Linked DNA regions of Homo sapiens: region 2 is linked to region 1. A link is an interaction called in ENCODE POLR2A ChIA-PET data of the cell type or tissue named here. Cell type or tissue: Panc1. All regions are shown on one strand. Links, peaks and the distances in the headings refer to the core of each region. The heading gives the core; the rest is flanking DNA.

Region 1 (5,385 bases), core at 324-5,323:
CAAAACTTTCTTATACTGTATGTGGAAAAATCAAATTTGAAATGCACTATCACATTCATAAATTGTCTGGTGATAACTTTCCACAGGCGTGAAATATCTGTTTATCACCTACTTCATTGGTCGTGTTACTTTAATATCATAACGATTTATAGAAACAGTGTCATTCCAAGTTTCTAACTTCTATTTTTGCCCTTTCCTATGTTTCTGTCATTAAAAGACAATGTTGCTTCCCTTCCTTGCATCGAGTATTACTTTTATTGAAAATGTGAAGATATCAGACAACAACAAAATCTGGATTTATACCTTTTAAAAGTTGGGAAACTGGTTTTTTATCTTGCAGAAATACCAAAAGTTCATTTTACAGTTTAAACATCCTCAACAGAATTTTCCCCTCAGTAACAATCACATCTCAGTATGCATTCAGGGTTGTTTGTGATCAGCCTTTATATTATAAAACAATAAAGAAAATCCCTTTGAATTTAACACATTAGCCTCTACATCATTCACAATATTTCTTACCTCACTAAGCATACTGTTTAGTCCAGCTGACACATTTTCTTCATGCAAGACTTTCTTGATGAAGGAAATAGAGTGTGCTCTTAATTAGAGCAACTACTGCAAAATGGTGTCCTGTCATTGTCATCAGGACATTCTTGTATACAAAATTTAAACCAAAAGCCACACCTGTTAACATTGATTACGTGCTTGGATTCCATTCTAAAAGTTTCTGCTTGCTTCCTCTTGATTTCTGTCCCAGCAGATAGGTAACAGATAGTTCACAGATCAGCACTGTGCAGACAACGATGTGAGCAGCTCCCCTCCAAGCAGTTAACCGAACTCAGATAATCTGCAAGGGAAAGTGTGCGTTAACAAGTTAATTTCAATGATTGCCACCACTCCCTGCAGTTAATGAAATCTGAAGTGACAACATGGAACAGCATTTGGCACAGTGTGCCACACAGAAATACACCGAGAATTTGCTGGTCTCTGAAAATGTTTCTTTGTGCTGTAGTTATTGATAAGGTCTTGGCTTGTTAGATCATCTAGCTGTTGTATAAATAACATAATAGTAGATTCTAAACTATGATGCAGCAGGCAAGAAACTGTCTTTAAAATGACAACATGACTCTTTCTTACCAAGTAATGGCGTCTGCAGTATTCTCCAGAATTAATGTATTTTTGAAAAATAAAGTAGCTTCTCAACTATCAGCTGTTATGTATCTACTTTCCTGCTTTCCCTTACTCGCTTAGTTTTAGCCACGTTGGCTCCCTTTTTATTTCTTTTGTTTGTATGTCTTTTATATTAAGAGATGGGGTCTTGCTATGTTGTCCAGGCTGACCTCAAACTTCTGAACTCAAGCCATCCTCCCACCTCAGCCTCCCAAGTTGCTGGGACTATAGGCATACGCCACCATGTGCCGCCTCCCCGTTCCATTTCTCGAGCTCTTCAGGCTCACTGGCATCCGAGGTCTATGCACTTGCTGTTCTCTCCATCTGGAACTCTCTGCCTCCAATTCTCGAAGAAGTTGCTTCCTTCTCATCCTCAGACTCCATTTAAATGTCCTTCAAGGAGGGACTTTATTCAACATCCAGTTCAAAGGAGTCACTCAGTCCCTCTCAAATCTTTCTTTAAGTCTCCGCAAAGCATTTCTCATTATGTGTGTTTTCAGTGTTCATCTTCATCCACTAGAGTGCGGCTACATCGAAAAGTGGCTTGGTTTTCTTGTCCACTGCTATATTCCCCCATACCTAGGATAGGTCCTGTCCCAGGGTTGGTATTTGATAGTTACTGAGTGAAGGAAAGGCTGAAGGTCACAACATGAGTCCAGGGTTCATTCCTTATGCACAAGTTGGGCTCCTACACTCAGTGCCGTGGGAGACACAGATGTGTGACATGGTCCCTACTCACTGGTTGACAGTCTATATTGCAGGAATGATACATATACATATGACTATGGATCAAATCAAATCATTGTAAGGTTGGAGCCACAAGAGAGTTATAAATTATTCTCATGGTTCAGAGAAGAAAGAAGTAACTTTAGGCTTAATAGAGAGGGTGATGTTGTGATATTTACACGGGCTGTGGTTGATGAGCACATTTTGGATGAGGGAATATTTTTAAGGGCAAGGCAAGAATGCCAATACATCCCTAACATTTGCCTACAAATCCTATGGGGAGCCCAGCTCAGGGTCTCACATAACGCAGGAACTTAGATGTCTGTAGAATAAAGCAGCAACCTGAACTCTCAGTTTCAATTTGTCTGAGACTGTTTTAGAACTATGTATATGTGCATCAGAACTATATGAAGATAAATAATGAAAATACAGTTGCTCAGCTAATTTCTGAGCAGTCATTCCTGGCCATGACTAATGTAAATAGTGTGTGGAATGTGGAGTTTCAGTCACTCAGACAGCCTGTGCCCAAAGGCCAGCCCTATTACCTACCAGCAGGTGTCCTTGGGCAATTTATATCATTTTTCTAAAGCCTATTTCCTTTGTTATAAAATGGGAATAATACCTTCTTTAAAGTATTTTAAATACTTTAAAATAAGGATTAAAAGAGTTAATTCAAATAAAATATCTGGCAAAAACTAAGCTCTCAACTAAAACAAATACATAGATATACTCTCAATTTGGGCATTCGTAGCATTTCTGATTGTTTTTTTTTTTTTCTTTTATCTTTCTTTTTTTTTCTGTGAGACAGGGTCTCACTCTGTCTCCCATGCTGGAGTGCAGTGATGCAATCATGACTCACTGCACCCTCAACCTCCCAGGCTCAAGTGATCCTCCTGCCTCAGCCTCCCAAGTAGCTGAGACTACAGGTGCACACCACCACACCCAGCTATTTTTTTTTTGTAGAGATGGTGTCTCACTCTGTTGCCCAGGTTGATCTCGAAGTCCTGGGCTCAAGCAATTCTCTCACTTCAGCCTCTGAAAATGTTGGGATTATAGGTGTAAGCCAGAGTACCTGGCCTATGATTGTTCTTCAAAGTCTAATAACATCCAAATAGACATGAACTTATTAATACTAGATAAAATGTCAGCTATACAAAAATGTTTGTCCAAGTGTTTTAAATAATAAAGGGTTTATTTAACAAATATTTATTGAGTATCTATTATGTGCCAGGCACTATTCTAGGAACTGGGGATAGAGCTGTGAATGAAAAAGACAAAAATTCCTGCCTTTGTGGATATAGTGGGTGAAGTAGATAATAAAAATATAAATCTGTAAAACATATAGTAGATGAGATGATGGTATGTGTTAAGGAGAAAAGTAAAGCAGTAGAGTGGTGGGGAGGTGAAGGAAGGGAGGGCAAAAGGTATGTAGATATCCAGGGAAAAGCATCCCAGGAAAATGCATTGGATAAAAAGCCCTGAGATGAGATTATTCCGGGCTTGCCCCTGGAGCTGCAAGAAGACCAGTGTGGCTGACTTGGAATGAGCCAGGAAATGGGATGGGTGATGGAGATTGGAGGATGGGGGTGGTGCCCCAGAGGCCAGGCAGAGTTAGGGTTTAAGAAGCAGAGAGTAACAATCATCAAGTGCTGATGACAGGTTATGTTAGGATAGGACTGGGAATTGCCCATCAGATTTGGCCACAAGTGGAAGTCACTGCTGCCTAGACAGGAGCAGATTTGATGGCATGGTGGGATGAAGCCTGATTTCAGTGGGTTTAAGAGTCAGCAGCTGGACATCTTCAATACTAAACTTGCTTTAAAGGAAAGGAGAGTTGCCAAGCATGGTGGCTTGTGCCTGGAATCCCAGCTACTGAGTAGGCTGAAGCAGCAGGATTGCTTGAGCACAAAAGTTCAAGACCTGCCTAGGCCACATGGCAAGACCTTTCTCTAACATAATTAAAAATTAGCTAGGAATGGTATCACATGCCTGTGGTTCCAGCTACTTGGGAGACTGAGGAAGGAGGATTGCTTGAGCCCAGGAATTTGAGGCTTCAGTGAGCCGTGATCATGTCACTGAACTCCAGCCTGGGCAATAGAGTGAGACCCCATCTCTAAAGATAAAATTTAATTTAATTTAATTTAATTTAACAAAAAACAAAGAGAAGGAGAAAAATAGGTTAGTACCTGAAGAGGGAGTGGGGTCAAAAAAGATTGGGTTCTTTTTCATATTTAAGATGAGAAATAATAGTATGTTTATATAGCAGGGGCTCAATGGATTTGGGGAGAACTTTTGCCAATCCAGGAGAGAAAAAGAATTCCTAGAACAAAGTTCTTAAGTAGAAGAGAAGGGATGGGGAATAGCAGACAAGTGACAGGTTGGCCTTGGTGAGAAACACAGGTGTTCCTTGCTGCAACAGGAGAGCAGGTGGAGTGAATGGGCAGGGACAGGTGTGCTGACACACAGCAAGTTCTCTTCGGGTGGCTTCTAATTTCTTAGTGATTTAGAAAGCCAGTTCCAGAGATTGAGCCTAGAGTGAGGAGCTGTTGGAAGAGACAGCAGGTACAAATAGTCATCTGGAGGGGCAGAGGCACACTAACGGGTTCCGTTACAGTCAATTGTCATCATTTACAGTGAGACCAATCAACAGGGTGATATGTGTTTCCCTTCCCTGTTCAGCTGCACTAAAGGGTACTTATAAGAAAGAGGTGTCGGGCCAGGCATAGTGTCTTATGCCTGTAATCCTGGCACTTCAGGAGGCCATGGCGGGTGGATCACCTGAGGTCAGGAGTTGAAGACCAGCCTGACCAACATTGTGAAACCCCGTCTCTGCTAAAAATACAAAAAATTAGCCAAGTGTGGTGGTGGGCACCTGTAAATCCCAGCTACTCTGGAGGCTGAGGCAGGAGAATCACTTGGACCCAGGAGGCAGAGGTTGCAGTAAACTGAGATGGCGCCATTGAAAAAAGAGTAGATACTTGAATTTGATGTAAAAAAGAAATGACAAGGTTCTCAAGAAAAACAATTGGTTTTGAGAGAGATGCTTTCTAATATTAATGGGCTATCATAATCAGCAAGAACTGGAGGTGAAAGATGAGATATTCATAGTTTGGATGTTTTATTAAAAATTCAGTGGGAGAAACTTTCCTCTGATTAAGTAACAAATGTTAATTATTCATATCACCTGCTAATAGAAAAATTTTAATTAAAGTTTTAGATGTATGAACTCCACTTAAATAATTTAAATACTTTCATTAATCACTAACATATGTTTGATGGATTTCTTTTTTCAAAATAATACACATGCAAACCTCACCCAGAAATTGAGAAGTACTTTTCCTACATCATTTGATGTGTAAAATAACCCCATATGGGAGGTAGCTAAATCAGAAATTATCTTACGTTGACAGAAATAAATACAAAATCCTTTAGCAACCAAGTTACCAGTAGAGGGTCACAGGGCTATTTAGTCTCAGGTCTGGAATTTGA
Region 2 (5,385 bases), core at 67-5,066, 110 kb before region 1:
GGAGTTCAAGATCAGCCTGGCCAACATGATGAAACCCTGTCTCTCCTAAAAATACAAAAGTTAGCCAGGTGTGGTGGCTTGCATCTGCAATCCCAGCTACTCAGGAGGCTGTGGCAGGAGAATCGTCTGAACCCGGGAGGCAGAGGCTGCAGTGAGCCGAGATTGTCCCACTGCATTGCAACCTGGGCGAGAGTGAGACTCTGTCTCAGAAAACAAACAAACAAATTAAAAATAGAACTACCATATGATCCAACAATCCCACTTCTCAGTACATATCCAGAGGTACTGAAATCAGTATGTCAAAGAGATATCTGTACTGCCATGTCCACTGCTGCATTATCCCAATAGCCAAGATATGGAATCTTCCTAAGAGTCCCTGAACATATGAATGAATAAAATGTAGTATAGATACATAATGAAACACTGTTCGGCCAGAAAAAAAGAAGGAAATCCTGTCATTGAAGATAAAATGGATAAACCTGGAGCACATTACATTGAGTGAAATAAGCCAGGCACAGAACGACAAATACCACGTCATCTCACTTACATGTGGAATCTAAAAAAAGTTGAACTCATAGAAGCAGAGAGAAGAAAGGTGGTTAGAGGTAGGGGCGGGGGAGGGGTTGGTCAAAAGACACAAAATTTTAGTTAGAGGGGATAAATAATTTCAAGAGATCTATTGTACAACATGGTGACTGCAGTTAATAACAATGTATCATATTCTTAAAAATTGCTAAGAGAGTAGATTTGGAGTGTTCTCACCACGCAAAAAAATTATAAGTATGTGTGGCAATGCATACGTTCATTAGCTCAATTTAGCCATCGCAGTGTACACACATTTGAAAACATTACATTGCACATGATAAATATATGCAACTTTCATGTGTCCATTAAAATCTGATTAATTTTCAATAAAAAATTTTAAAGTATGGTTATGTAAACTTACTAAATCAATGTTTCCAACAGGACACTATCAGCGAATGGAACAAAAGAGGGCAGACTTCAGAAACATGCGACACAGAATGCTTAGGACAGGATCATTTTTAAAAAGCCAAAGACCAGTGACAATGAAGACAAGGCAGTGGCATTTGGAGGCTGAAAGCAATTCAATTTATTTAACTTTGAAGAACAAAAGCTTATTCTTCTCAGGAGAAACCAAAACACATTTTCTGCAGAAAAAAGACCATTTTAACCGCATTGCCAAAATAAATCAGGCAGAGGGCAAGAGGGCAAGTTAGATGTAGCCACAAACAAGAACTCAGACCAACAAAGCAGGGTTAGACGAATGGGGAGGCCATGCCCAACATCAGATTTGGGGTTTTAAAGGGAGAAGGAACCAGAAGGGAGAGAGAGAAATCCTGCCACAGTCTTGATAACATTCTATTTAGAATATAAGTTTAGTTTCTGGTAACAAACACCTTAAACAAAAGAAATAAAAAAAGAAACCTAACCAATAAGTGGATATGCATTTGTATTTGAATATTTGAGTCTGTTCTACAATAAAACAAAACATTGCAGTAAAATTGTTTGGCTAAAAATCCAAATTTGAGCAAAAACCTCTTTCAGGAAAAAATACAACTCTAAAGACTGTATCAGATTGTAGAAGAGACACATAGCACTCCTCTCCTGCTTCACTAGCTGCATTCCAGTGCAGATCTTCTGGCTTCGTCTAGAACCAGAGAGTCTGGCCCAGAAGTAAAATTTTCAGAATTTTTCTAGTTGGAAAATCAAGTCATGTTAAATGTCCCAAACATACTTTTTTTGGGGGGATGAGATTTGAAAAGAAAAAAAACTGCAAGAAAAATTTTAATGAATACATAATTTTTAAAACACCAATGAATATTCCCTTCCTTCCTTTTTCAGGGCCTATACTTCATTGGGGTAATCAGATAGGGCCACCCAGCAGGTCTCAATCTGAGCAGGCTCTACTCATGGGACCTGCTCGTCTTGGACCCAGTTGAATGAAGTCTGTGACACCTGAAGCAAGGCTGCCCAGGTTCAAGTCTAACTCTATCACATTCTTGCTGGTATCTCTAAACAAGTTGTTTAAACTCTCTGTGCTTAAGACCTTCATCTGCAAAATGGGGTACTAGCACCTATAGACTGCCGTGGCGAGGATTACAGAAATTAGCTAATACACGGAATGTGCCTTTCAAAGCATGCCCAAGTACAGAATACCCAAAAAACTGTAGGTATTATAATTAATTTACTCCATGGATCATGGACATCCATGATACTATTCTACTTTTGAGTTTAAAATTTTTCATAACGAAGAATTAATTTTTAATTTGAAAATCAATTACAACAAGTTGGAGGCTCGGAAAACACGTCACCCTTTGAAGGCCACTCGTGCTCATTGTGATTTGAGCAGCACAACACAATATGACTACCTTCTACTGAGAACCAACTACATTCCAGACTTTCTCTTGGCTCTTGGATTAAAACAATGAATTTAATACCTTATTTCACGTTCAAGGAAACCAGGGGTAGGGCAGTTAAGTACAATGTCCAAATTGTGAAGCTCAGATTTGCACCCATGTCTTCTGATCAAATCCAATCCTCGTTTATATAATCCTGTTGAATAACAGTGTGCTGTGCAGAGAATATCTCATTGTAAATCAGTTAAATGTGGTCAGGACTTCAGATGCTTGGACCAAATTTCTATAATCAGAATCAGACAGATTCGGGCCAAAAAAACCAGCTGAGCAATCCTAATTCCTTCTAACCTTCCCAGATCTAGAGTACCGCTCTCTGGGCAGTGGTGGCCAAAATCAGCCATGGCACTAGTTAGCCAAGCTCTAATCAGAGGTGAGTCTGACAAGAGGATCATCTTGCAGTTCCTAATCGAGGGCAAGCCAGGTCTTCTGGTGCAATCGGCTCCATCTCTCAACTCACTGCCCAGTTGATGACTCATACTCAGCCTGTCCTTATGACCCATACTTTCTTTGCAGCTAAGCTGGCTGGGCCTTCCTCACCTAAGACTTGAATAGCCAGATGCTTCTCTTCCCAGATAGCCAAGTCCTTCACTGACCTTAATCAGAATGCTCCTCTTTCCAGCTATATGACCTTCAACATGTAACTCACCTTTCCCATTCATCAGTTTCCTCATCTGTAAAACTATGATCATAGTACTAACCCCATTTGGAGAGGTTTATAATGATGACATGTGAGAAACACATCAGTACCATGCCTAGAAGACTAGAATATTGAATTAACGTTAGCTGCTGTTATTACCCATCTTCATCATCCTCTTCTTAAATTCCTCTTGACTCCCTTCCCTAAGGTCACCAGTAACTGGCTGAGAAGCCAATGGTAGACTTTTCTGTACTGTTTCTCTCTTTAAGAAGGCTCCTATTCTGCTCCTAAACTCAGGAAGAGACGCCAGATCTCCCCACAGGCAAAACCGCGAGGGCTAACTAACACTAGAAAATGATCAGAGTCCCTATGTCTCAGAAAATTTAGGTGCACAGAGTTGTTCCAGATTGCTTCCAGAGCACCTTCAACCCTCTGAGCCCGGCAGATTATCAGAGAAGCTTCACCCAAAAGCCACATCTCTCCTCCACTCAGCCACACCGACCAAAAATGAATGAATCACATGGTAATAATCAGTAGCATGGACGGAGCATTTCCCACGTGCCAGGCCCTGCCTTCACACGTGCAACTTCATGGAAATCTCACTCCCGCCCCTGAGGCAAAGAGCACCACTTCCAATTTCCAGTGAGGCATAGAAAGCTCAAGTATCTTGCCCAGGTCCCAGGGTTAGTGAGTGGCACACTGGAGCTTGAACCTGGCAGTCTGACTCCAGGGTTCATGTCAGTTTTGCTGTGTCCCTGCCTGACCTCTCCCCCATTGCCCGCCCTCCCTTCCCTATGTAAGTGTAAACTCTTCTGCCTTCATGTTCAGGCTCTGATGGTTCCATGGAGCACTTAGGGCATGATCCCTCCCAAATCGTCACCGTTGCTCTTTTACAAGGGATAAGAAACATGGAAAGGATAAATACCACTCAAGCCGGAACAGAAATAAAGGAGTTAAGATGAAAGTTAAGCCACTATCAATTTATCACAGGGTTCTGGTGCGTGTGTGTGTGGTTTTTTTTTTTTTTTTTTTTTTTTTTGAGACCGAGTCTCGCTCTGTCGCCCAGGCTGGAGTGCAGTGGCGTGATCTCGGCTCACTGCAAGCTCCGCCTCCCGGGTTCACGCCATTCTCCTGCCTCAGCCTCCTGAGTAGCTGGGACTACAGGTGCCCACCACTACGCCCGGCTACTTTTTTGTATTTTTTAGTAGAGACAGGGTTTCACCATGTTAGCCAGGATTGTCTCGATCTCCTGACCTCATGATCCGCCTGCCTCGGCCTCCCAAAGTGCTGGGATTACATGGGATTACAGGCGTGAGCCACCGTGCCCAGCTGCGTGTTGTTTTTTTTTTAAGCAGTGTCTTGCAAAATTAAAATTGCCAAATCAAGAAATAAATCACTGTGGCTTTTCAATTGCCTCAAAATATTTGGTGGGAAGAGAAATATTCGTATTGAGGTTTCAGAACTGTGACACAAAGAAAACTGGTTTCCAACAGAATAAAAGGAAAAAGCATTGGTTTGTTTGCTCCAGACTTTTTCAAGTCACAGTTTACCTAAAAATGGTGACAAGATTACAAGTCATTTGGCCTGCATGGTTGTTTAAAAAAAAAAAAGTAAGCTGCCAATATCGAAAATCAGTGATTTTACATTTTAGAAGTCTGGATTTTGTCTTTTTTTGCGTAAGAAGATGCAGCAACACTAGGTGCTTTCTGCCTCGTGGTAATGCAAGCCCTATATGGTGGGTGATGTGAATTCTAGTTTGCCACAATCCCCACCATGCCACATTGCCTCACAAGTAATCCTCTATCCTCATTATCACACAGGCCAAGCCCCTGGAGGCACTAAGTTTGTGACTTCTTTACAAGAAGCTCTAGGCAGACAAGTAATCATGTTCAGTCCCCCTCAGTCTTCCTGGGTCAAGGAAAGCTCTCCCACTTCCCTGTCAAATACCATTCCTATGCTGCCACAGCACCTGGGAGGCTCCAAGTACCTTCTCCTCACCCTGCACCACTCTGCCCCCAATGTCACCAAAACCACGGCTCACCTGCTACTCTGTGCCACTGCGTTCTCTCTTCACAGGTGTTGCCGGCACCTCCCCATTGACGGTTTCAGCCCCACTAACAGACATCAGGCTTCTCCGTTCCTTCTGGTTTGACTTGTGCTCCACTTTTGTAACTCTAAATCTGAGGGGGGAATGGGGAGAGGTGATGGGGTTTGCTTTTCTAATAAACAAGAATTATGAATAAAGCAAAAATCATCCACCCAGAGGATCTCAAATGAACTCAGCCAAAAGTTAGGACACAAATGAAAAAC

Evidence for each region. Peaks named below come from ENCODE experiments on the same cell type or tissue, not always from the same donor. Only the 100,000 strongest peaks of a DNase experiment are listed, where the experiment ranks them.
Region 2: POLR2A ChIA-PET joins it to region 1 with 6 read pairs; 3 of 35 experiments call an interaction of 5 or more read pairs at or near these places.

What each region holds. Positions count from the first base shown.
Region 1 is chr4:37,739,953-37,745,337 of GRCh38, forward strand. No RefSeq gene overlaps it. Among named protein-coding and RNA genes, the nearest start is that of RELL1, 56 kb to the left of the region's middle. In Panc1, for the core only: no CTCF peak of the experiment used is centred there; no DNase peak of the experiment used is centred there.
Region 2 is chr4:37,626,269-37,631,653 of GRCh38, forward strand. It overlaps RELL1 (RELT like 1), which reads right to left. Exons shown (of 7, transcript NM_001085400.2): 6 at 5,117-5,255. The coding sequence ends at 5,120. Among named protein-coding and RNA genes, the nearest start is that of RELL1, 57 kb to the right of the region's middle. In Panc1, for the core only: no CTCF peak of the experiment used is centred there; a DNase peak (open chromatin) is centred at 2,935.